Regions from separate parts of the Homo sapiens genome. Here region 1 is linked to region 2. A link is a loop called in an ENCODE intact Hi-C map of the cell type or tissue named here. Cell type or tissue: CD4-positive, alpha-beta T cell. All regions are shown on one strand. Each heading gives the region's core, and the rest is flanking DNA. Links, peaks and the distances in the headings are about the cores only. Region 1 has its middle 39 kb from the start of ZNF860. Region 2 overlaps CMTM8 (CKLF like MARVEL transmembrane domain containing 8).

The links. A loop is a pair of places that touch in the nucleus more often than their neighbours do. Peaks named below come from ENCODE experiments on the same cell type or tissue, not always from the same donor. Only the 100,000 strongest peaks of a DNase experiment are listed, where the experiment ranks them.
Region 1: a loop joins it to region 2, with 8 times the contacts of the local background. A loop is called at or near these places in 12 of 110 quality-filtered maps.

What each region holds. Positions count from the first base shown.
Region 1 is chr3:32,014,550-32,027,226 of GRCh38, forward strand. It overlaps a transcript of OSBPL10 not described here. Among named protein-coding and RNA genes, the nearest start is that of ZNF860, 39 kb to the left of the region's middle. In CD4-positive, alpha-beta T cell, for the core only: CTCF peaks have their summits at 4,757 (motif pointing right) and 4,960; a DNase peak (open chromatin) is centred at 4,712.
Region 2 is chr3:32,329,273-32,341,949 of GRCh38, forward strand. The region is part of intron 1 of CMTM8 (CKLF like MARVEL transmembrane domain containing 8); the gene reads left to right. Among named protein-coding and RNA genes, the nearest start is that of CMTM7, 56 kb to the right of the region's middle. In CD4-positive, alpha-beta T cell, for the core only: a CTCF peak has its summit at 5,596; DNase peaks (open chromatin) are centred at 5,599 and 6,629; H3K27ac peaks cover 1,654 bases.

The DNA of each region.
Region 1 (12,677 bases), core at 1,475-9,474, 320 kb before region 2:
CTCTCTCACCACTCCTATTCAACATAGTGTTGGAAGTTCTGGCCAGGGCAATCAGGCAGGAAAAGGAAATAAAGGGTATTCAATTAGGAAAAGAGGAAGTCAAATTGTCCCTGTTTGCAGATGACATGACTGTATATCTAGAAAACCCCTTGGTCTCAGCCCAAAATCTCCATAAGCTGATAAGCAACTTCAGCAAAGTCTCATGATACAAAATCCATGTGTAAAAATCACAAGCATTTTATACACCAATAACAGACAAACAGAGATCCAAATCATGAGTGAACTCCCATTCACAATTGCTTCAAAGAGAATAAAATACCTAGGAATCCAACTTACAAGGGATGTGAAGGACCTCTTCAAGGAGAACTACAAACCACTGCTCAAGGAAATAAAAGAGGATACAAACAAATGGAAGAACATTTCCTGCTCATGGATAGGAAGAATCAATATCGTGAAAATGGCCATACTGCCCAAGGTAATTTATAGATTCAATGCCATCCCCATCAAGCTACCAATGACTTTCTTCACACAATTGGAAAAAACCACTTTAAAGTTCATATGGAACCAAAAAAGAGCCTGCATTGCTAAGTCAATCCTAAGCCAAAAGAACAAAGCTGGAGGCATCACACTACCTGACTTCAAACTATACTACAAGGCTACAGTAACCAAAACAGCATGGTACTGGTACCAAAACAGAGATATAGACCAATGGAACAGAATAGAGCCCTCAGAAATAATGCCACATATCTACAACTATCTGATCTTTGACAAACCTGACAATAATAAGAAATGGGGAAATGATTCCCTATTTAGTAAATGGTGCAGGGAAAACTGGCTAGCCATACATAGAAAGCTGAAACTGGATCCCTTCCTTACACCTTATACAAAAATTAATTCAAGATGGATGGATTAAAGACTTAAATGTTAGACCTAAAACCATAAAAACTCTAGAAGAAAACCTGGGCAATACCATTCAGGACATAGGCATAGGCAAGGACTTCATGTCTAAAACACCAAAAGCAATGGCAACAAAAGCCAAAATTGACAAATGGAATCTAATTAAACTAAAGAGCTTCTGCACAGCAAAAGAAACTACCATCAGAGTGAACAGGCAACCTACAGAATGGGAGAAAATGTTTGCAATCTACTCATCTTACAAAGGGCTAATATCCAGAACCTACAATGAACTCCAACAAATTTACAAGAAAAAAACAACCCCATCAACAAGTGGGCGAAGGATATGAACAGACACTTCTCAAAAGAAGATATTTATGCAGCCAAAAGACACTTGAAAAAATACTCGTCATCACTGGCCATCAGAGAAATGCAAATCAAAACCACAATGAGATACCATCTCACACAGTTAGAATGGCGATCATTAAAAAGTCAGGGAACAACAGGTGCTGGAGAGGATGTGGAGAAATAGGAACACTTTTACACTGTTGGTGGGACTGTAAACTAGTTCAACCATTGTGGAAGTCAGTGTGGTGATTCCTCAGGGATCTAGAACTAGAAATACCATTTGACCCAGCCATTCCATTACTGGGTATATACCCAAAGGATTATAAATCATGCTGCTATAGAGACACATGCACACGTATGTTTATTGCAGCACTATTCACAACAGCAAAGATTTGGAACCAAGCCAAATGTCCAACAATGATAGACTGGATTAAGAAAATGTGGCACATATACACCATGGAATACTATGCAGCTATAAAAAATGATGAGTTCATGTCCTTTGCAGGGACATGGATGAAGCTGGAAACCATCATTCTCAGCAAACCCTCGCAAGGACAAAAAACCAAACACCGCATGTTCTCACTCATAGGTGGGAATTGAACAATGAGAACACATGGACACAGGAAGGGGAACATCACACACTGGGGCCTGTTGTGGGGTTGGGGGAATGGGGAGGGATAGCGTTAGGAGATATACCTAATGTAAACGACAAGTTAATGGGTGCAGCACACCAACATGGCACGTGTATACATATGTAACAAACCTGTACGTTGTGCACATGTACCCTAAAACTTAAAGTATAATTTAGAAAAAAATAAAAGGGTTTTTCCTGGCATCATAAAAGCTTTATATCGATGTTCTCTCTTGCTGCTTTTGGTAATTAGAATAGGTTGTCAAAAAGCTAGAGCAATTGTTGATAGTCTCAAGTTTTAATGCTCTCAATAAATAGTTCAGTTTGGGAGGCAGAATTAAAATGGGACAGTGGAATGCCAGAGAGTTTGGAGTGATCTGGACCAGGATTAAACATCGCATTAGCAGAGTGATCCTGGACCAGGTACTTAATCTGTCTGCATATGAGTATTCTGAAACCTAAATGAGAGACCGTATGTAAAGACCTGGCACCCACATGGCACATTCTTGGTAGCTATTATCTTCATGTGATAATGAAAAGTCTTTACTCCTTATTTCCTTGAAAATATCATTACTTTGGAAAGAAGCTAATGTTTTATAATAAAGTGTTTTCTAGACTAAATTTTTTAGTTCAAAGTTTTGCCCTTTAAGAGATCTGAACTTCCATTAGAACGTGGGAAGAGGGCTGATCACAGCATGCATTTATTGAACTCTGACTTGTATGCCAAACACATATTAATTTCTTATGAATGATTTCATTTGAGCTTCTGGAAACGCTACGAGGCAAATAGCATTGTTTTTCCCATTTTAAAGATGAGGAAATAACTTTCAAAGAAGTTAAAAAGCTTTCCAAAGTTCCAACAGCTAAAAACACCAGCTGTTTGATCCGAAGACCATCTTCTTAGCTATACTGGTCTCAGAATCTAGGTACCTTTTATCAAGCTACACATTTTTACTCTACCAAGTAGTTTTTATTTTGAATCTTCAAACAGAACTGTACTGGATTTTATCATTGGTTTACAGATAAGGAAGCTGATGCTTAAATAACTTACCTAATATGGTTTGGCAAGTGGCTGAGCTGAGATTCAAAAAAAAAAAAATTCATTTTCTCTTAATCTACTGTTTGGTCTGTTTGGGCCCAGGGTTCTGTGTCTTCACAGCTCTACCCTACCACTTCCAAACTGTGCTTAGTAGACTGCACAAAGCCCCGGAAAGTACACTAAACTGGAATCCAAGAGACCTGGGTTTTATTGTTCGCTGTGTTACCAATGAACTATGTGACATCAGTTAAGCCATTTCACTTCTCTGAGCCTCAGTTTTGTCATTTGCTGAAATAATTTGAATTAGGTCACTTTTAATTCTTTTGGCTTTAAGTTTCTATAATCCCAGGTGAATTGTGAACAATCACATTCATTGTGTCACTAAACTTAAAGAAATAAAATGTCAGCCAGGCGCAGTGGCTCATGCCTGTAATCCCAGCACTTTGAGAGGCCGAGGCAGGCAGATCACTTGAGGTCAGGAGTTCGAGACCAGCCTGGCCAACATGGTGAAACCCCGTCTCTACTAAAAATACAAAATTAGCTGGGCTTGGTGGCGGGCGCCTGTAATCCCAGCTACTCAGGGGGCTGAGGCAGGAGAATCACTTGAACCTGGGAGGCGGAAGTTGCAGTGAGCCCAGATGGTGCCATTGCACTCCAACCTGGGCAACAAGAGTAAAACTCCATCTCAATAAATAAATAAATAAATAAATAAATAAATAAATAAATAAATAAAATGTCAAAAATTATGAAATAATTACAGGGACAAATGTGATTGTTAAACTATGATGGTAAAGAAGTTTGATCCCAACCTTTCAGAAACCAGCTTTTTAGAAGGATTGGTGCAATGATAGACGAGATGTGGGAACAAAGCTCAGACTGAGTATCTGTGATCTCAGACAAGTGTTTATTCTTCCTCTGATTTAGTTTGCTTTATGGTTGAATGGAGATAATTCTAATGCCTGTATGTTTGCTTTAAGAAGACTTCTTGCCAGATATTAAAATAGATGAGAAACCAGAGCATAGAAGGGAAAACCAGAGCATAAAAGGGAAACCACACTGGAAAAAAGTTTACAATAAAAATGCTGTAAAAATGCAAGACACGGGTGAGGTCATGTGTGCCTGTAGTTCCAGCTACTCGGGAGGCTGAGGTGGGAAGATCATTTGAGCCCAGGAGCTCAAGGCCACAGTGAGCTATGATCACACCACTGCCCTCCAGCCTGGGCAGCAACACAGCAAGACTCTGTCCTAAGGAAAAAAATGCAAGACATTATATTTGAAGACATCAGTGGCTGAATTTGGAGTCTGGCCAACTGTGTCCATTAAACACACCAAAAGAAAAAAAGGTAGTGTTTTTGTGTGATCACACTGGAAATAATTGAATACAAACAGGCAAAAATCAAAAGGAAGCAAAAGAACTCAGCAATGAAAAGATAAGAACAAGAAGTGAAAGAAGAAAAAAATTAAAATGAGTAGATAAGGTGGAGGAAAGATTCACAAGGGAGAAATGAGAAAAATGAAGAGGACCAGGAGTGGGAAGAAATGAAAAAAGAGGAAAAAAGGAAAAAAAGGTAATTTCTGAAATTGCAATCTCCACCAACGGCCTAAGCTACTCTTGATTTTGAAGGCTGTGCAATCATCACATTCCAGTTTTAGAACATCAACATCACCCACCCCCCCAAATTCCCTTGAATTAATTTCCACAATTGGAGCTCTCCAAAATCCACAGTAGTTTGAGGAACAAGGGAGTGGGGGTGATGTCGTTTAACAAAGTCCGAAGTTGTTCTCCTATTCAGCCACCAGGGGGTAATACATTCCATTCAATTCAAAAAGCATATTTAGGGAAGTTTACCAAGTGCTCCATACTCTAGAGGCTACCCCATGAAAAAAAATAAGGCATCATTCCTTACATTCAAGTGCAATCAATAATATATTTATGCAAGTAATGATGATTCAAGAAGAAATGAACTATTAAATCACATTAGAGCTAAGTCTTATGGCTGAATGGGAATTTATAATAAGCAGAGACGTGTGGTAGGAGGAAGATTCTGAAGAGAGGAGTATAATGGGAAGAAAGATCGGTGCCAATGTTTAAGTAAACTTGTATTACAGTTGGAAGAGAAAGCATCTTCTTAAGTCTGTTTTCATATGTTCAACATCCACAGACTAGTTAATGGGTATTGGCCTCATTTGTAAATATCTAACTAAAAATGAATTTTTTTAAAAAAGATTCAACACAATTTTTAATGATGCAATTATAAAAAATTATTAACTCTGTTTCTTCGCAATAAGAAGGGTAAAATTGTTTGCAGTCTTTCATTGTGTTATCTTTATTTGGCTCCATGATCAATAGCTTCAACTATAGTCTATTTCCTCATCGAGTTAGTTTCTTTGTTCTTTATTTCTACTACACTGGAACATATAAAGTATAACTATCAATCTTTGACTATTGTGGTGAGGGTGCTGCTCTGATGGGTGGTTCTAGATATGTGGATCAAACACGAACCCTGAATTTGCGGAGGGATTTCTCTCCCAGTTCCACTCACAGTGCTCTGTAGAAGCCGAGTCAATGAGCCTACAATGCAAAACACCAGAAGTCTGGATGCTTAATCCACTCTTTGGGTACAATTTGTTCTGATAGTGAATTTTCATAGTTTGTTGCAGCATTTGATTTTTATGTTTTGTTCCTGTTATTTTCTATAGCTTTGTTAAAATTTATATGCCATAAATTCACCCATTGTAAGTATACAATTCATGACTTTTAGAATCTGTATAGTTGTACAATCGTCACCACATTCCAATTTTAGAACCCTGCCCAATTTCCTTTAGCCCATTTGCAGACATACTCCACTTCCATATCCAGCTCCAGGTTAGCCTGATCTGCTTTCTCTTTCTCTAAATTTGCCCTCTCTGGACATTTCATGTCATACTATATGTAGTCTTCTGCACTTAGCTTTTTTCATTTAGCATAATGTTTTCAAGGTTCATCTATGTTGTAGCATGTATCAGTACTATATCATTCCTTTTTATTTCTAAATAGAATTCCATTGTATGGGCATACTACATTTGTTTATCAATTCATTAATTAATTGACATTTGGATTCTTTCCAGTTTTCAAATAATGCTGCTATGAGTAATTGCGTACAAGTCTTTGTGATGGACATAAAAGACAAAATGTGCTGAGCAATTAAGGAGATGATTTCATTCAAGCTTTTATAATAGGCAAAATGTTCATTAATGAAAAACATCTCCAGGAGAAAAAAAAAAAAGAAGACCTGGGATTTTATAGAAGCGGGTAAGCAAGAGAGCCACCAGTGAGTCTTATAGGAGTCCTAAGGAATGATGGCAGGAAATATGCAAGAGCAAGGTGGTTGTGTTAGTCCGCTAGGACTGCCATAATGAAATACCACAGACTGGGTGGCTTAAACAACAAAACTCGTATTTTCTCAGAGTTCTGGAGGCTGGATGTCTAAGATCAAGGTGTCAGTAGAGTTGGTTTCTGCCATGGACTCTCTTTTTGGCTTGCAGATGGCTGCCTCTTGCTGTGTCCTCACTTGGACTTTCCTGTGTGTACGTGCTTTCCTGATATTGCTTCCTCTTCTCATTAAAACACCAGTTCTGTTGGATTGGAGCCCCATCCTCATTACCTCATTTAACCTTAATTACCTCTTTAAAAGCCCTGTGTCCAAGTATAATCACATTCTGAGGTGTACTGTGGGTTAAGACCTCAATATATGAATTGGGGCGTGGGTGGGACATAATTAAGTCCATAACAGTGATTCTTTGTGGGTAGTCTTTCTTACAAATACAAAAGTGTGGGTATTTTCTCCGCGTTGCTGCTTTCCAGGAGCACAGGCTCAAATAAAGTTCAACGTCATGAGGACAGATGTTATCATTTCTCTTGTGTATATTCCTAGAACTGGAATTACTGGGTTACGTTTAACATTTTAAGAAGCCATTTGCCAACATATCTGCACCGTTTTAACTTCCCACCAATAATATTAAAGGATTCCAGTTTCTCCACTCCCTTACGCTCATGAATGCTTTCTTTTTTATTTCAGCCATTCTGGTAAAAGTAAATGGATATTTCATTGTGGTTTTAATTTATATTTCTCTAGTGATTAATGATGTTGAACACCTTTTTCATGTACTTGTTAACCATTTGTATATCTTCTTTAGTGAAATATCTCTTCAAATCCATTGCCCATTTAGGAGTTTTAAAAATATATTCTAGGCTGGGTATGATGGCTCACACCTGTAATTCTAGCATTTTGGGAGGCTGAGGTGGGCAGATAGCTTGAGCCCAGGAGTTTGAGACCAGCATGGGCAACATAAGCAAAACTCCATCTCTACAAAAAAATACCAAAAAAATTAGCTGGGCATGGTGGTGCATGACTGTAGTCTCAGCTACTAGGGAGGCTGAGGTGGGAGGATCACCTGAGCCTGAAGAGGTTGAAGCTGCAGTGAGTCATGGTCGTGCTACTGCACTCCAGCCTGGGCAACAGGAGATAATCTGTCTCGAAAAAAAAAAAAGTAAAACAAAATATGTATATTCTAGATATAAGTCGTTTGTCAGGTACATGATTTGCAAATCTTATTACCCAGTCTGTTTAACTTGTCTTTTCATTTTGTTAGTGGTGTTTTTTGAAGAGCTGAAGTTTTCAACTATAATGAAGTCCAGCTTATCTATTTTTTCTGAAGTGTTGCATATAGATATGCAGTTGTCCCAGCACCATTTTGTTATGGAACCGAACTGGGGTCTCTCACTTGGTGCAGCAAAGCCAAACACTGACATTGGGATTTGCAGCAAGAGAAAGTGAGGCATGTATTGCAGGGCACCAAACAGGGAGAATTGGGCAGCTCATACTTAAGACCCAAACTCCCAGATGGTTTACAGGTAAGGGTTTTTTAGGATGGCGAGGCAGTTACAGGCAAAGTCATAAATCAATACATGGAGGCTACACATTGGTTTGACCTAAAAAGGTGGGACATCTTGAAGTAGAGGCCCATAGGTCATAGGTGGATTCAAAGATTTTCTGATTTGAGGCCTGGCATGGTGGCTCACGCCTGTAATCCCAGCATTTTGGAAGGCTGAGGCGGATGGATTGCTTGAGCTCAGGAGTTTGAGACTAGCTTAGGCAATGTGGTGAAACCCCATCTCTACAAAAATACACAAATTAGTTAGGCATGGTGGCTGGCACCTTGACTATTTGGGAGGCTGAGGTGGGAGGATCACTTGAGCCCGGGAGGCAGAGGTTGCAGTGAGCCAAGATTGCACACACTGCACTCCAGCCTGGGTGACAGAGCAAGATGCTGCAAAAAAAAAAAATTCTGATTTGCGATTAAAGGACACAAAGCTTTGTCTAAAAATTTGGGATCAGCAGAAAAGAACGTTAATTCTGGCCTGGGAGTGTGACTTCTGCCAGACTGCCTAGGAAGACATCTAAAACAAATAGCGGTGGTCAGAGTTCAGTCCTCAAGTCCCTCATATTTGACATCTGTGTGCCAGTGGATCTGTTTGGTGGAGGTCTGGGTTTCTGAAAAACAACTCAGGTACATATGTTAAGATATCTTTAGTTTCTATAGGGAATCAAACATCTCCTGACTTTAGCTTCTGTGGCTCCTGTTTTAAGCTACTATTAACTTCTTGCTTATCAAGTTGTTCATTTACTTTTCAAGGCTAGTGATATGGTTTGGCTGTGATCCATCCAAAACTCATCTTGAATTGTAGCTCCCATAATTCCCACGTGTCCTGGGAGGGACCCAATGGGAGGTAATTGAATCATGGGGGCGAGTCTCTCCCTTGCTGTATTTGTGATAGTGAATAAGTCTCACAGGATCTCATGGTCTTATAAGGGGGAGTTTCCCAGAACATGCCCTCTTGCCTGCTGCCATGTAAGATGTCCGTGTGCTCTTCCTTTATCTTCCGCCACAATTGTGAGGCCTCCCCAGCCATGTGAAACTGTGAGTCCATTAAACCTCTTTCCTTTATAAATTACCCTGTCTCAGGTATGCCTTTATTAGCGGTGTGAAGACTGACTAATACAGCTAGATAGGTGCCCAGAATGTCCCTTGAAGGAACTCAAGACTTTTCTTTATTTCCATGCTTGGGCCACCCACAAGCCCCTAAAAGAACCCCCTGCTCCATCTCAATTTGTTGAAAAGACTATACTTCCCCTACAAAATTGTCTTAGAACCGCTGGTGAAAATTAATTTAATATAGTTTATTGCTGCATTCTCAGTCCTGCTTCATTGCCTTACAATAGTTTCTTCTCATCGGCAAGGGATATATTCCAAGACCCCTCAGTGGATACCTGAAACTGCAGATAGTACAGAACCCTATACATTCTATGTTTTTTTCTATACTGGCATTTCCTATATATGTAAACTTTATGGTAAAGTTTAATTTATAAATTAGGCACAGTAAGAGACTAACAACAATAATAATAAGTGGGCCAATTACAAGAGCATACTATAATAAGAATCTTAAACCGATAAACTGTTTATTTCTGGGATTTTCCACTTAATATTTTTGGGCTACAGTAGACCATGGGTAACTGCAGAAATTGAAACCACAGAAAAGAGAGGCCTACTGTACATGCCTATGCTTATCCAATACCCTAATATCACACTGTCTTGATTACTGTCGTTTTAATGGTAAATTTTGACATTGAGTTGTATAAGTTCTCCAGTGTCATTCTTCCTTCTCAAAACAGTTTGGGCTCTGCAAGGTCCTTGGTATTTCCATATAAATTTTATGATCAGCTTATCAATTGCTACAAAAAAATAGCCTGCTTGGGATTTTGAGAAGAATTCTGTTGAATGTAAATCAATTTAGGGAAAATCACCCTTTAACAAAGTTGAGTCTTCCAACCCATCACATGATGTTTATTTATATCTTCTTTAATTTCTCTCAGCAATATTTTCAATATTTTGTTGTTTTCAGTGTATATATCTAGCACTACTTTTGATCATTTTTTCCTAAGTATTTTGTTCCTTTTGATTTTATTTACGTATTGTGAATGGAATTTTTTTTTTTTTTTTTTTTTGAGACAAAGTCTCACTCTTGTCCCTCAGGCTGGAGTGCGATGGCATGATCTCGGCTCACTGCAACCTCCACCTCCCAGGTTCAAGTCCTGCCTCAGCCCCCCCAGTAGCTGGGATTACACGCGCCTGCCACCATGCTAGGCGAATTTTTGTATTTTTAGTAGAGACAGGGTTTTACCATGTTGGCCAGGCTGGTCTAGAACTCCTGACCACCTGCCTCGGCCTCCCAAAGTGCTGGGATTACAGGCATGAGCTACCGTGCCCGGCCGGAATTATTTTCTTAATTTCATCTTTGAATAGTTTGTTGCTAGAACATGGAAATATAATTAGCTTTGTATATTGCTTTTGTCTCTTGCAACATTGCTAATTTATTAGTTCTAGATTTGTGTTTTTGTGAATTTCTTCCAATTTTCTACATAAAGGATTATATCATCTGTGAATTTAAAAAGTCCTACTTCTCTTTTGCAACATGGATGTCTTTTTTATTTTTGGCCTCATTATACTGGCTAGAACCTCCAGTATATAGCTGAACAGAAGTGGTGGGAGTAGACAGTCTCACCTTGTTCATGATCTTAGGAGGAAAACATTCAGTCCTACACCATTAAATATGATATTAGCCCTAGGTTATTTGTAGATGCCTTTATCAGAATGAGGAAGGACCCCTCTATCTTGTTTGATGAGGGTTTTTATCATGAATTGGTGCTGAATTTCTTCCAATGTTTTTTCTGCATCTGTGAAGATGATCATATCAGTTTTGACTTTTATTAATATGGTATATCACATTAATTGATTTTTGAATGTTAATTCAACCTTGCATTTCTGGGATACAGGAATATTGCATTTCTTGGGATATTATTGGTCATGGTATATGATCCTTTTTTTATGTTGCTGACCTTGGTTTGATAGGATTTTATTAAGAATTTTGGGGCCTATGTTCATGAGGAATATTGGTCTGTAGTTTTCTCTTCTCATGTCATCTTTGGCTTTTGTATCAGGTTAATGCTGCCCTCATTGAATGAGCTGGGAAGTGTTCCTTCCTCCTCTATTTTCTGAAAGAACTTGTAAGCTACTAGTATTTGTTATTTAAATATTTGATAGCATTCACTAGGGAAGTTATTTGGGCATGAGCATTTCTTTGTGGGAAGCCAGTTCAATTTCTTTACTTGTAGGTCTATCAAGCTTTTCTATTTTTTCCAAGCCAGTAATTTACATCTTCCTAGGAATTTGTCTAATTCATCTGCTGTCTAACAGTTATTCATAATATTCCCTTACAATTCATTTTACTTCTATAAGGTCAGTAGTAATGTCCTCTCTTTCATTCCTGATTTTGTGTCTCTTCTTTTCTTGGTCTAGCAGAGCCATCAGGCTTTCTTGAGTATCCGCTGCACACACACACAGACTCCATCAGCCAGGGTTGTGTGGATGGCTCAGACCTGCTCTGGTCTTTGCTATACATGCCAAAGTCTCTGGCTAAACATGATATATGGAGCCTTTATATATACAGACATAGATAGATAGATAGATAGATAGATAGATAGATAGATAGATAGATGATAGATAGATAGATAGATAGATAGATAGATAGATGATAGATAGATAGAGATAGAGATAGAGACAGAGATAGAGATAGAGATATATAGATTTTTTTTTGAGACAGGATCCCACTCTGTGCCCCAAGCTGGGGTGCAATGTCACAATCATAGTTCACTGTAACCTTAAACTGCTAGGCTCAGTGGTCCTCCTGCCTCAACCTCCCAAGTAGCTAGGACTACAGACATGAGCCACCATGCCCAGCTAACTTTTTGAATTTTATATAGAGATAGGGTCTCACTGTGTTGCCCAGGCTAGTTTCAAACTCCTGGTGTCAAGCAATCCTTCTGCCTCCCAAAGCAGTGGAATTATAGGTTCATGTGACCATGCCCGGCTAAGCCATAATATTCTTTGAGGAATGTCTTTCTTCTTACTATAGCTGGAGGACTGTTAGCTTCAACTTACAATCCAGATTGATATGATTAAAGGAACCCTTAAAGGAACTATATGGTTCTAAAAAAACCCTAAATGTATATTGCAACAGGATGCCTCCTACCACACACAGCAATGGCCGGGAGAGAAAGACGCAGAAAACCCTACCGTTAATATCTGCATTACCTTTTGCCTAGTGAACCAAGAGAGATCTGGGGAAATGACCGCCATACTAACGCTCTCTTTGTTTCAAAATAGCCCACACAGCTGCATTTTGCAGGTGGTGAACAGCTTTTACTACTTTTAGTTGAGACAGCTCTAAGCTGAGGAAACGGGCATGAACTGCAGTTCCCCATAGAGCCCACTTCACTTCCTCAGAAACAGCCCTCCATCCTGGGCCAAAGATGCCTGCACTGGCATCCATACAGATTTGCACAGTCACCATCTCCTCACCCTCAGAAAGTCTGTTCTCACTCAGAGAGGACATAACTTTGAATGCTAGGACCCTAGCTTGCTAAATAACAGCCGTGGCCAGTGGAGGAGTCATTTATTACTTTTTTTTTCTTTTTTTTATTATTATACTTTAAGTTCTGGGATACACGTGCAGAACATGCAGGTTTGTTACATAGGTATACACATACCATGGTGGTTTGCTGCACCCATCAACCCATCATCTACATTAGGTATTTGCCCTAATGCTCTCCCTCCCTTTGCCCCCGACCCCCTGACAGGCCCCAGTGTGTGATGTTCCCCTCCCTG
Region 2 (12,677 bases), core at 2,448-10,447:
CCAGCCCGGTCTTGAACTCCTGACCTCAAGTGATCCACCCACCTCAGCTTCCCAAAGTGCTGGGATTACAGGAGTGAGCCACCATGCCTGGCCTCGTTAAAAAATTCTGAACAAAATACTAGTAAACCAAATTCAACGTAGTAAAAGGATTATATGTGTTCAACTGGGATTTATTTCTGAAATGCAAAGATGGTTCAACATGAAGACTGATGTAATACACCACATTAATGGAACGAAAGATAAAACCACATGATCATCTCAATTGATGCAGAAAAAGTACTTGGCAAAATTCAACACCGTTTCATGATAAAAACACTAAACACACTTGGAATAGAAGGAAATTACCTCAACATACTAAAGACCATATATGATAAGCCAACAGCTAATATCATATTCAGTGGTATAAAAAAGCTTTTTGTCTAAGACTAGGAATAGGGCAAGGATGTCTACTCTGACCACCTCTATTCAACATAAGACCAGAAGTCCTATCCAGGCGAGAAAGAGAAATAAAAGACATCCAAATAGGAAAAGAGTGATTATCTATGTTAACCAATGACATGACCTAGTACGTAGGAAACACTAAAGATTCTACCAAAAAAGCTGCTCAACTAATAAATTCAGCACAGTTGCAGGATACAAATTCAACACACAAAAAAATCAGTTGGCATTTCTCTGCACTAACAATGAGCAATCAAAAAAGGAAGTTAAGAAAATTCTATTTACAATAGAATCAAAAAGAATAAAACACTTAGGTAAAAGATGTTTACACTGAAAACTACAAAACACTGCTGAAAGAAATTAAAGGAGACATAAATAGAAAGACATTCTATGTTCATAGAGTGGAAAATGTAATATTGTTAAAATGTTCATATTATCAAAGATGATTCACAGATTCAGTGCAATCCCAGTCAAAATCCCAGTGGCATTTTTTTTTTTTTTTTTTTTGCAGAAATAGAAAAAAAATCCTAAAATTCCTATGGAACCACAAAGGACCCCAGAGAGCCAAAACAGTAGTAAGAAAGAAGAATAAAGCCACAGGCCCCATGCTTCCTGATTTTAAAAGGTGATACAAGCTGGGCATAGTGGCATGCTACTTGGGAGGCTAAGGCAGGAGACTTGAGCCTAGGAGTTTTGGGCTGTAGTGAACTATAATCTCACCTATGAATAACCACTGCACTCCAGGCTGGGCAACATAATAAGGCCCTTTTAAAAAATATGTATATGTTTGTTTTATATGTATATAAAACAAAGCTACAGTAATCAAAATAGTATGGTACTGGCATAAAGATAGACATATAGACCAATGGAACAGAATAGAGAGCCCAGTAATATACGCTCATATATGTAGTCAAAAGATCTATGGACTTTCCTAATTTATGATCAATATATGTCATTTATGGATAATAGATCACTTTCCAAATGGTCTATGGAAAAATGGACAAACATACCAAGACTACACAATGAGAAAGAAAGGACAGTCTCTTCAACAAATGGTTGGGAAAACTGGATATCCACATGCAAAAGAATGAAGATGAATCCTTACCTGACACCATGTATAAAAATTAACTAAAATAAATTATAGACCTAAATGTAAGACCTGAAACTCAAACTCCTAGAAGAAAATGAGAAAAGCTTCATGACATTGGATTTGGCAGTTATTTCTTGCATATGACAACAAAAGCACAGATGACAAAAGCAACAGTAGACAAATAGGACTATACCAAACTTAAAACATCTACCCAGCAAAGGAAACAATCATTACAGAAAGGGAAAAGATACCTGCAAGCCATGAATCTGATAAGAGGTTAATATCCAGAATATATAAAGAACTCCTACAACTCAACAACAACAACAATAAAAATCAAATGTAAAAACGGGGAAAGGACTTGAGTAGACATTTCTCAGAAAAAGATATGCAAATGCCAACAAGCATATGGTAATATGAGCAATATTACCAGTCATTAGGAAAATGCAAATCAAAACCATAATGAGCTATTACCTCACACCTGTTAGGATGGCCACTATCAAATAAACAGAAAATAACAAGTATTGACAAGAATGTGGTGAAATTGGGACCTTTGTGCCTTGCACATGGGAATGTAAAATGATGAGGCCGCTCTGGAAAACAGTACGGGGGGTCCTCAAAAAATTAAAAATAAAATGTACTATATGACCCAACAATCCCACTTCTGGGTATAGATCCAAAAGAATTAAAGACAGGATCTTTGAATCTTAAATTCAGCTGATTAAAAAAAAAACAATGAACAAATAAACCATACAAAAAAAAAAAAGGATCTTGAGATATTTGCACACTCATGTTCATTGCAGCATTATTCACAATAACCAAGAGTTAGAAGCAACCTGAATGCACATCAACAGATTAATGGGTAAACAAAATGTGGGATATGCAGACAATGGAGAATTATTCAGCCTAAAAAAGGAAATTCTGTCATATGCTACACATGGATAAACCTTGAGGACATCATGCTAAGTGAAATAAGCCAGTCATAGAAAGTCAAATACTGCATGCTTTCACTTATATAAGGTATCTAAAGTAATCAAACTCCTAGAAAGTAGAATGAAAAGTAGAATGCCAAGGGATAAAGAGAGGGTGCAAGGGGGAGTTCCTATTCAGTGCATCTACAGTTTCACTTTTACAAGATGAAAAAGTTCTAGAGATCTTCTGCACAGCAGTGTGCAGTCAACACTACTGTGTATTTAAAAATGATTAAGGTATTAAATGTTACGTTCTTTTGACCACACGCGCACACACACACACACACAAGTAAGTCATGAATAAAAAGGAAAAAAAAGCAACACCTTAATTGTGAGGCAACTGTAAAATAAATGAGAATTCAAGCAAATTTTGGATGGAAAAGTTGAAATCCTACAGAAGCATAGTACAATTAGAAAAGCAAGGCATTGTCCATATGGGGCTGGGTTAGCTGCAGCCCGTCGCAGTGGACGCAGCACAGGATGTAAAGCTGGGGTGCTGGTTGCTAGTTCCACCTGCTGCAGACCTGCAGTGGGGACAGTTACCTCTGAGCATCAGTAGCCTCAGGCGTAGATAAGGAGGGTGACCTCTGCCATGTGAGACCCAGCTGGAAGAGAGAGGGGGCTTCTTAGCTGGGATAGAATCTCAAGCAAAATCACAGTGGGTTTTGATACCTGGGGAGTGGCAGAGAGGAGTCAGGAGGTGAGGGGTGGGGAGCTTGGAGAAGGGCACAGAAGGAGGCGATGGGAAAGGAGATCTGGCCTGTAGGGTAAAGGCCTCATGGGGAGGGGCTGAGAAACAAGGTTGCTGAGACATGAATTTGGGCTGATTAGGGAAGTGCCTTCTAATGCTGTCCTTAGCACGCTCAGCCGCCTCAATCCTTCTTGAATCTGTATAAAGCAGCCAGTCTCTGAAAATAGAGACCACTCGATGGGGCCTCTGGGGGCCTCCTGTAAGAGGAGAGAGATGCTTAGTGAGACAGCCTTGGTCAGTGATTCTCAAACTCTGTTGGACTTGGGAAAAGAGTTACCTTCCCCACCCAGTTCATGGCACTGTACCCTCATTGGTCCTCAAAAGGCCCCCCTTGTTTGGTTTGTTGCCTTTTATCCTCATTTCTTACTGTTATCCTCTCCCCTTCTCCCATGGGCTACCGTTATTAATATGTGTTTGATGTATATGCTGTTTGTATGTATTCTTATAAAACAAGAAGGTTTGGAATGTGTGTGTTTTTAATGTACATAGATGGTAGCAGTCTAGAACAGCAGTTGGCAAACTGTAAAGGGCCAGAATAGTAAATATTTTAGACTTTATGGACCATATGGACTCTGTTGCAACTACTCCACTGTGTCATTGTAGCACAAAAGCAGCCAACGACATATGCAAATGAGTGAGCATGGCTGTGTTCTAATAAAACTGTATTTATGGACACTGAAATTTGAATGTCATGTAATTTTTATATGTCACAAAATATTCTTTTGATTTTTTCCAACTGTTTAAAACCCCTTGTAGCTTGTGGACCATACAAAAACACTGTGGCCAGATTTGGCTACTGGGTTGTAATTGTGTGATTCCTCATCTAGCTCCTTGCTGCTCAGTATGTTCTGTGGACCAACAGCACGGGCATCACCAGAAAGCTTGTTAGAAATGCAGATCTTAGGCCTCATCCCAGACCTGCTGGGTCAGCACCTGCATTTTAACAAGACCCCTGGTGATTGTGTATACACTGATGTTTGGGAAGCACTGGGCAATGTTTCATTTTTTTTATCCTTTCTCATTTAGCACTCTTCTAAAGACCGAACCATTTCGCTAGATCTAACCCATTGCTTGTAACTGCAGCACAGTATTTCCATATTCACTTTTCCACCAAAAAAAAAAAAAAAAAAAGGAAAAGAAAAGGTACCGAGACATTGGAAAGATTACTGGTTGCCAAGGGTTAGAAATGATGCAGGTGAAAGATGAATAGGCAGAGCACGGATGGTTTCAGGTGGTGAAAATACTGTGTGCTGGCTCTGATGATGGATACATGTCATTATACATTTGTCTAAACCCATAGAATGCCTACCACCATGAGTGAACCCTAATGTAAACTATGGGCTTTGGTCAATAATAATGTGTCATTAATTGGCTTATCAATTATATAAATTATAGGGGAGCTCAGGGAGGAGAGAAGGGGATATGTGGGAACTCTGCATGTTCCAATCAATTTTTCTTTTCTTTTTTTTTTTCTTCAAGACAGAGTGTCCCTCTGTCACCGAGGCTGGGGTGCAGTGGTGCAATCTCAGCTCACTGCAACCTCCACCTCCCAGGTTCTAAGCGATTCTCCTGCCTAAGCCTCCGGAGTAGCTGGGATTACAGGCACGCACCACCATGCCCAGCTAATTTTGTATTTTCAGTAGAGATGGGGTTTCACCATCTTGGCCAGGCTGGTCTCAAACTCCTGGCCTCAGGTGATCCACCCGCCTCTGCCTCCCAAAGTGCTGGGACTACAGGCGTGAGCCACCACACCTGGCCCAATCAATTTTCTGTAAACCTAAAACTGCTCTAAAAAATAGTCTATTGACCGAGCGTGGTGGCTCACGCCTGTAATCCCAGCACTTTGGGAGGCCCAGGCAGGCAGATCACGAGGTCAGGAGATCAAGACCATCCTGGCTAACATGGTGAAACCCCGTCTCTACTAAAAATACAAAAAATTAGCTGGGCGTGGTGGTGGGCGCCTGTAGTCCCAGACACTCGGGAGGCTGAGGCAAGAGAATGGTGTGAACCCAGGAGGCAGAGCTTGTAGTGAGCTGAGATCGCACCACTGCACTCCAGCCTGGGCGACAGAGCAAGACTCCATCTCAAAAAAAAAAAAGTGAAGGAGCATGTCCCAGAAGCTCCCCAACTCGGCACAATTTGAACTTTTTGAAGCCAACTCGTGTTTTCTCTTAAAAATACATTCAAATTTGTATTTGCCATATTCTTTTGCCTTAATGTGACAATCAATTTTAATTTCTTTATACTTAAAGTTCACCTCCCCTCCCACAGTTAAAAAAAATTGTGTAAAGTGAAAGCTGCAGGAAGATGTGTTGTTGCTACCCTGTGACATCCCCCGCTCATGCCTGCCCTCCACTGCCTCAGTTGAAAACTGCAATCCTAGGCCAACTCCTACCTTCCAGAAGGTGAGGCCAAGGGTCTCCTGCTCTCTTGCTACCCTAGCCCTGGGCCGTCTTGGTGAGGGAGGGAGGAAAGGGAGAAGCTGCTGGCACATTTGGGGGCTGGGTCTCTCAGTGTCTACCTGAGTGCCTCGGTGCCTACTGTTGTTTCCTGAGTAATAGCATACCTTTGACATACTCTGCCCAAGTAGGGAGGCCTGGCCAGGGGCGAGAACTCTGTCCTGCCAGGCTCTTCCGTCAGAGATGGAAGGAAGGATCTGGCTTGGTCTCCAGGGGTACCAGTGGGTCTGCCAAGCTGACACCAGGCTGTGCCCTCCATCCCACTCCTTTCCTGGGAGAGCTGAGAGAGTATGAAGCCTTCCCGTACATGTCATCCTCTCTACCTTGAGCATATTTGTGCTCATCTCCTGATGGATGTAGACAAAGAAGGACCACTGTGGCGTGTTGGAGTCAGGCGCACTAGGTGGTGGGTGGTGGAACTCTATGGTAAGCTGTACATCTCCGGTCGGAAGCAGACCAGCTGGCCTGGGGAAAAGGCAGCATGGAAATGTGTGCAGGTAGACTCACCTCCACGGAGGGCTTGACATTCCTAAACTTGTTTTCAGGGGCCAGGTGGTCAACTCTCTCCATCTCTGCAGCCATGAGTTTACTGACCTTGGCCATTGGACCCTACTGATCCTGGTGCAGCTTGCAGCTGTGGGGGCAAAGGCTAATTAGGTAGAACAGATGTGTCGAAGGTCACCTGTTCTCATGTGTTTCCTGGACTGATCATTATGATTTAAGGCCCTCCCAAATTTTCTTCTGTTTGAAAGAAGGTCTGATAACCCGGGAATTTCAGAATTAAGAATGGACATGACAAAGGAATATAGATTCCTAAAGGGCATGTATGTCTGCCAGGGCCCTTTCAGTTTCATAAAAGCAAGGAGACTTGCAGGGCGGGAGATCAGAACTCTCCCTTGAAGATGAAGCGCACAGTCTTACTTCCTGCACTCAGAGGCAGTTAAACATCCGGAGGGCAAGTGGACCGAGGGAATGACAGACTCCAGAAAGCAGCCCTGACCAAGTGGGAGAGGCCCTCCAGGGCAGCGACTCTCAGCATGAGGGCATGGATTCTCACACCCGCCAGCACTGGGGCAAATGCTTGGCGTCTTTGGTGGAGGCAAGCATTTCATAATCCTCCTTGTTTGATTTTTATTTCATTTCTTTTGAGATTGACATTAAAGAGTAGCTGTGTGACTTTTGATACATGCACAGTTGTACAATTGCATCTGAACCTTTTTGTGTGATGTCCCTCCCTCCCCCACCTTCCTCCCTAGTGCCTAAAGGTAGAAGGACAGAGGTGGAGCTATCCCAAGTAAAGCCGGTTCTCAGGCTCTGTGCAGTCCCTTCAGGGGACCTGTGATAAAGTGGAGTCGGCACAAATCAAGGCTTGTACATGTAAGATTTTATCTTGACCTCAAACTGGGCTGTGGACCTGAGGCAGTGCTGGGAGGCTCTGTAGCAGAAAAGAGTCCTTAGACCTGGCTTTCAGCCAGGGCTCCAGCAGCTTTGCAGAACATGGTTTTGAACATAGCCTTTCACTGCTGTGAGCCTCAGTTTCCCTCTGTAAAATAAAGATAATCATATCTCCATCATACAACTGTTGTGTGGCTAAATGAGATGTGAGCGATGTAACTGGTGATGTCCTATACAAATACTGATGGTGCTGGAGGTAAGACATTTATTGTCATTCAATAAACGTCTCTCTCCCACACAGAAATGGAAGGAGCTGTTTTTATAGGGACTCTTGCCTCTTCCTCACTACTCTCTCATCCTCTTTCCTGTAAGCCTTTATCTCAGTTCTGTTCCTTGGGAGATAGCGTTCATTTTTTTCTTCTCCTCTTTGCCTTTTATTCCCCCATGCTTCACCAAAACAGAAGGAAATTGTCTGTTTTCTGTTGCTGTGATTGAATACCTGAGACTGGGTAATCTATTAAGGAAACCATTGTTTCTTCCAGTTTTGGAGGCAGGAAGTCCAAGGCCAAGGGGTCATAGCTGGTGAGGGCCTTTTTGCTGGTGGGGACTCTGCAGAGTTTTGAGGCGGTGCAGGGCATCACATTGCAAGGAGGCTCACGAGAGACAGCCAGACTGACTTTTAAAACAGACTCCCTCTTGTGATAACAAACCTCCTCCCGAGATAACTCATTAATCCATGAATGGATTAATCCATTTGTGAGAGCAGAGCCCTCATGATCCAATCACCTCCCAAAGATCCCACCTCTCAACACTGCTGCATTTGAGGACCAAGTTTCCAACACATAAAGTTTGGGGGACACATTCAAACCACAGTGGAAACCAACATGTGAAATGGAAAAGTGTTGACAGAAGTAAGTAAATGTGGGAGCCAGGTTAGCATCTGACCACAGACAACACCAGCCAGGCCTGCACGGACAGAGGTGGCCCTGGAATATCACCAAATCCAATCCCCTCACTCTAAGAGTCTTCTTTTCACACAGTTTGTTCAGTGTTCTTGAAGACTCTAAGCTGTTTGGCTGGGGCTGGCTGCAGCTTTACTTAATGGTGACCCAGGACCATGATCCAAGTGTTTTTCTCTGATTCTGGGGGAAGATTTGTGTTCTTTGTGAGTCCTGAGAAGATCTTGGATTGGGTCATCAGCATCCAGTATTCCTTTTAAATCCCTGGTGTGTGGAGCAGCCCATGAGAAAGAGGGAAGAAAATAGGGCTTCTTAAACTTGAGCTGCTTGGGAAGACACCTTGCTGGGCTCCTTCCCAGAAATGCTGATTCAGCAGGTCTGGGTGTGACCTAAAAGTCTGCATTTCTCACATGCTCCTGGGGGATACTGATCCTGCTGGCCTGGGACCAGACATCATTGGAGAATCCAAGGCTACAAGGCAGAGGTTGGCAAATTACAGTCCAGCAGCCAAGTCCAGCCAGAACACAGTTGCTCCCATTCATTTACATATTGTTTATGGCTGCTTTCATGCTACAGTGGCAGAACTGAGTAGTTGTGGCAGAGATCATGTGGCCCACAAAGCCAAAAATATTTACTATTTGGCCTTTTTTTTTTTTTTTTTTTTTAAATTGAGATGGAGTCTCACTCTGTCGCCAGGCTGGAATGCAGTGGTGCAATCTTGGCTCACTGCAACCTCCGCCTCCCAGGTTCAAATAATTCTCCTGCCTTAGCCTCCTGAGTAGCTAGGACTACAGGTGTGTGCCACCACGCCCAGCTAATTTTTGTATTTTTAGCAGAGACGGGGTTTCACCATGTTGGTTGGGATGGTCTCGATCTCTTGACCTTGTGATCTGCCCGCCTCGGCCTCCTAAAGTGCTGGGATTACAGGTGTAAGCCACCGTGCCCGGCCTGGCCTTTTACAGTAAAAGCATGCCAACCTCTGCTCTTGAGGTTCCTCAGCACCCTTAGCCCAGTAGTTCTAATTACAGGCATGGGACACCTCCCATTCCTTTCTTTCACTGACTGAGTACCCTAGGGCCACTACTGTTAAGAAACCAACTCTGCTAAGCATTAAATCATGTTCTCTGGAAGAAAAAACATGAGACTGATATCACTGCTTTTACCTCTATCTTTGCCGATCACAAAACACCTTAAGACCCTGCAGCAACCTAGGTGGTGCTGTACCCATCTTGTGAAGGTACAAACCAAGGCTCAGGAAAATAGTTATGTCTGTGGTCACACAGCAAATTAGTGACAAACCCAGGTCTCCCAGGCTTTGCACCTAACACACTACCTATTGTATATAAGGCAAAATTGGATGGTACTTTGTATATTGGTCATCTAATTCTGTGTAACAAATTACCCCTAAATGTAATAGCCTAAAGCAGCAGAAGACATTTGTTATCACTCACGGTGTCTGTACATAAGGAATTCAGGATCAACGTGGCTGAGCAGTTCTGGCTCAGGTGTTTTCCTAAGGTTCCATCAGATGTCTGCCAGAGCTGCAGTCACTTAAAGTTTAACTGGGGCTGAAGAATCCACTTCCAAGGATTCAGCTTGGAGAATCAGCTTCACTCACGTGGCTGGCAAGTTGGTGCTGGCTATTGGTGGGAAACTTCATTTCTGTTCCATGTTGACCTCCCTGCAAGGCTGCTTGAGTGTCCTCACAATATGGATGCTATCTCCTTTTTATGACACAGCCTCCCAAGTCACATAGCATAATTTCTGCCACATTCTGTTCATCAAAAGCAAGTCAGTAAGTCCAGCTTACCTTCAAGAAGAGCATCAAAGAATTTGTGGGCATATCTTAAAGCCAGCCCAGTAGGTCAATTTCCATTCCATTGCCTGCTGGGAAAATCAGGGTCCTGTGGTGTTGTCACAGTGCCGGTCTTTAGTTGATCGTAGAACGTGAGACTAAAGTCCTAAGCAAGAATAAGGTAATTCACAAATTACTAGCAACATCTAGGCCTCAAGTTTTGTTCTGTTCTGGAATAGAGTACCCAAAGGAATCTTACACAGTTGGACTTCAGAAAAGGTCAGAGAGGACCGGAAGGAGATGCCCATCTTCATGCTGTGTTTGAAAACAGAAAGACGACCACATGGTTTGAAATCCTCCCAGGCAATCCAGACATGCTTCTGCTAAGGGCCAGCTCTCCATTCCCAATTAAAAACTATCTTTCTAGCCCAGAGGCCAAGTGCCTTGTTGGAGAAAGCAGCAAGGCCTGAAGCCCTTCGGTTGTGCTTGTTGATGCTCCACACAGTTCCCCTATAAAGTATTAAACATACTTCAGTAAGAACTCTGCAGGGGTAGGCCGGGCGCGGTGGCTCATGCCTGTAATCCCAGCACTTTGGGAGGCCGAGGCGGGCGGATCATGAGGTCAGGAGATCAAGACCATCCTGGCTAACACAGAGAAACCCCATCTCTACTAAAAATACAAAAAATTAGCCAGGTGATGTGGCTGGCGCCTGTAGTCCCAGCTACTCGGGAGGCTGAGGCAGGAGAATGGCGTGAACCCGGGAGGCAGAGCTTGCAGTCAGCCAAGATCGCACCACTGCACTCCAGCCTGGGCGACAGAGTGAGACTCCATCTCAAAAAATAAATAAATAAATAAAAAGAACTTTGCAGGGGTAGAAGGAGGAGGCTGTGAATTTGTGGATTAAATTTGCCCTTCCAAGTCTTTGTATTAATTCATCCTTATCTCAGCCAGCTGATTGCATTTCTTGTCAGATCTGTTTCCAGGCAACGTCTGGTACTAATGGGTGAGAGTCCAGTTTATTCTTCCATGCCCTGCCACCTCTGTGCAAGGCGTTGTAAGTGTAGGAACTCATCCAGACAGTAAACTCTGATCTCTCGCCATTCAACAGGGTCCGGTTGTATCACCTTAGTCTTCATAAGCAGTGTTTGGATACCCTCTAGTGGATAAGTGAAGATGGTCGCCATGCTTGCTAAACAGAAGGGCTCCGAACCTGGGATGAGAGTGGAGGTGACTGGCTTGAAGAGCCCCTGTGACTCTGGAAAGCAAATGTAGGGAGAGGTCAGCTTGAGGATAATGTAACTCCTTGATGCTCCAGGAAAGAGGTATACTCTTCCGTTGTATAATCTTCTCTGGCTTGATATATTTAATAACCTGATTTGGAAAACAGGTAACAAAAACATCAGTACACATATATGTGCATGTGTGTATATTTCCTAGTGCAGAGAGTGTGTGTGGTTGTAAACAGGAATTGGCAAACTTTTTCTATAAAGGGCCAGATAGTAAATATTTCAGGCTATGTAGCCAGGAGGCCACATATTCTGTTGTAGTGTGAAAACAGCCATAGATAATACATTCATGAATAAGCATGGCTGTGTTCATTGACTATACAAAACAGACAGTGAGCCGCATGTGGCCCTGGGCCAAAGTTTGCCAACCCCTGGTGAAAAAGAAAGAACTGAATTGTGTTTGTCTCTTGCACTAGATGGCGAATTCCTCCTGTGCAGGGACCCAAGCCTCATTCACCTTTGTACCCTGGGCACTCAGTATTGTGCCTACCATGTGGCAGGTGCCCATAGCCTATTTACTGACTCAATATGGCTCCTGTGTCAAACTCTGTAATATATCACCTTTCTTGCAAGATTTCTTGGAATTCATTGAATTAAGAGCAGCATGCTCTCTAACTTAGATGTTTAAGCCATCAGAGCAAATAGGATTAGTTGCCATCCTGTTTTCCATGTACTTGTCCTTCACCAAGATGCCATGTGAAAGACCAGCACTTCAAAAGGCCTTGTCGTGATCAGCCCTGTTCAGCCTGAAGATGGCACTACCTAGTGGCCCAACAGTGGTGGGCAGCTGCCGGGCATCTTGTTTTGCAGACGTGACAGTGGATTTGCATAGAGGCTTCTGTTGCCTTTACTAGAATCTCCATATGCCCAGAACCTTGCACGTGAGAAGGGACTGGCTGGTGGCATTCCAGGTAATGTCCTATCCCTAAGAACACGGCAGGAGCCAGCTTCTCTGTCTCAAACACCAGCCTATTCCTCTAAGGCAGGCTTATGGTCTGCCAAACTGCTCTTTTTTTTAAGGTATTAATCACAATAGCAACTATCCTTTGTAGAGTATATTGTCTTATGTGGATTTTAGAAAATATGTATTATCTCTATTTATTGATGAAGAAACTGAGGCACAGAAGAGTTAAATTACTTACGGCATGATGTTGATGTGTAGTACAGTTTAAAAACTTGAGGCCAGGTGTGGTGGCTCACACCTGTAATCCCAGCACTTTGGGAGGCCGAGGCAGGTGGATCACCTGAGGTCAGGAGTTCAAGACCAGCCTGGCCAACATGGCGAAACCCCCTCTCTAATAAAAATTTAAAAATCAGCCAGGTGTGGTGTCATGTGCTTTTGATCCCAGCTACTCTGGAGGCTGAAGCAGAAGAATCACTTGAACCCAGGGGTCGGAGGTTGCAGTGAGCCAAGGTTGCCGCTGCACTCTAGCCTGGGCGACAGAGCAAGACTCTGTCTCAAAAAAAATAAATAAACTTGGACTAAGTTTTTTAACTCACTGTGCCTTGGTTTTCCTATCTATAAAATCATCATG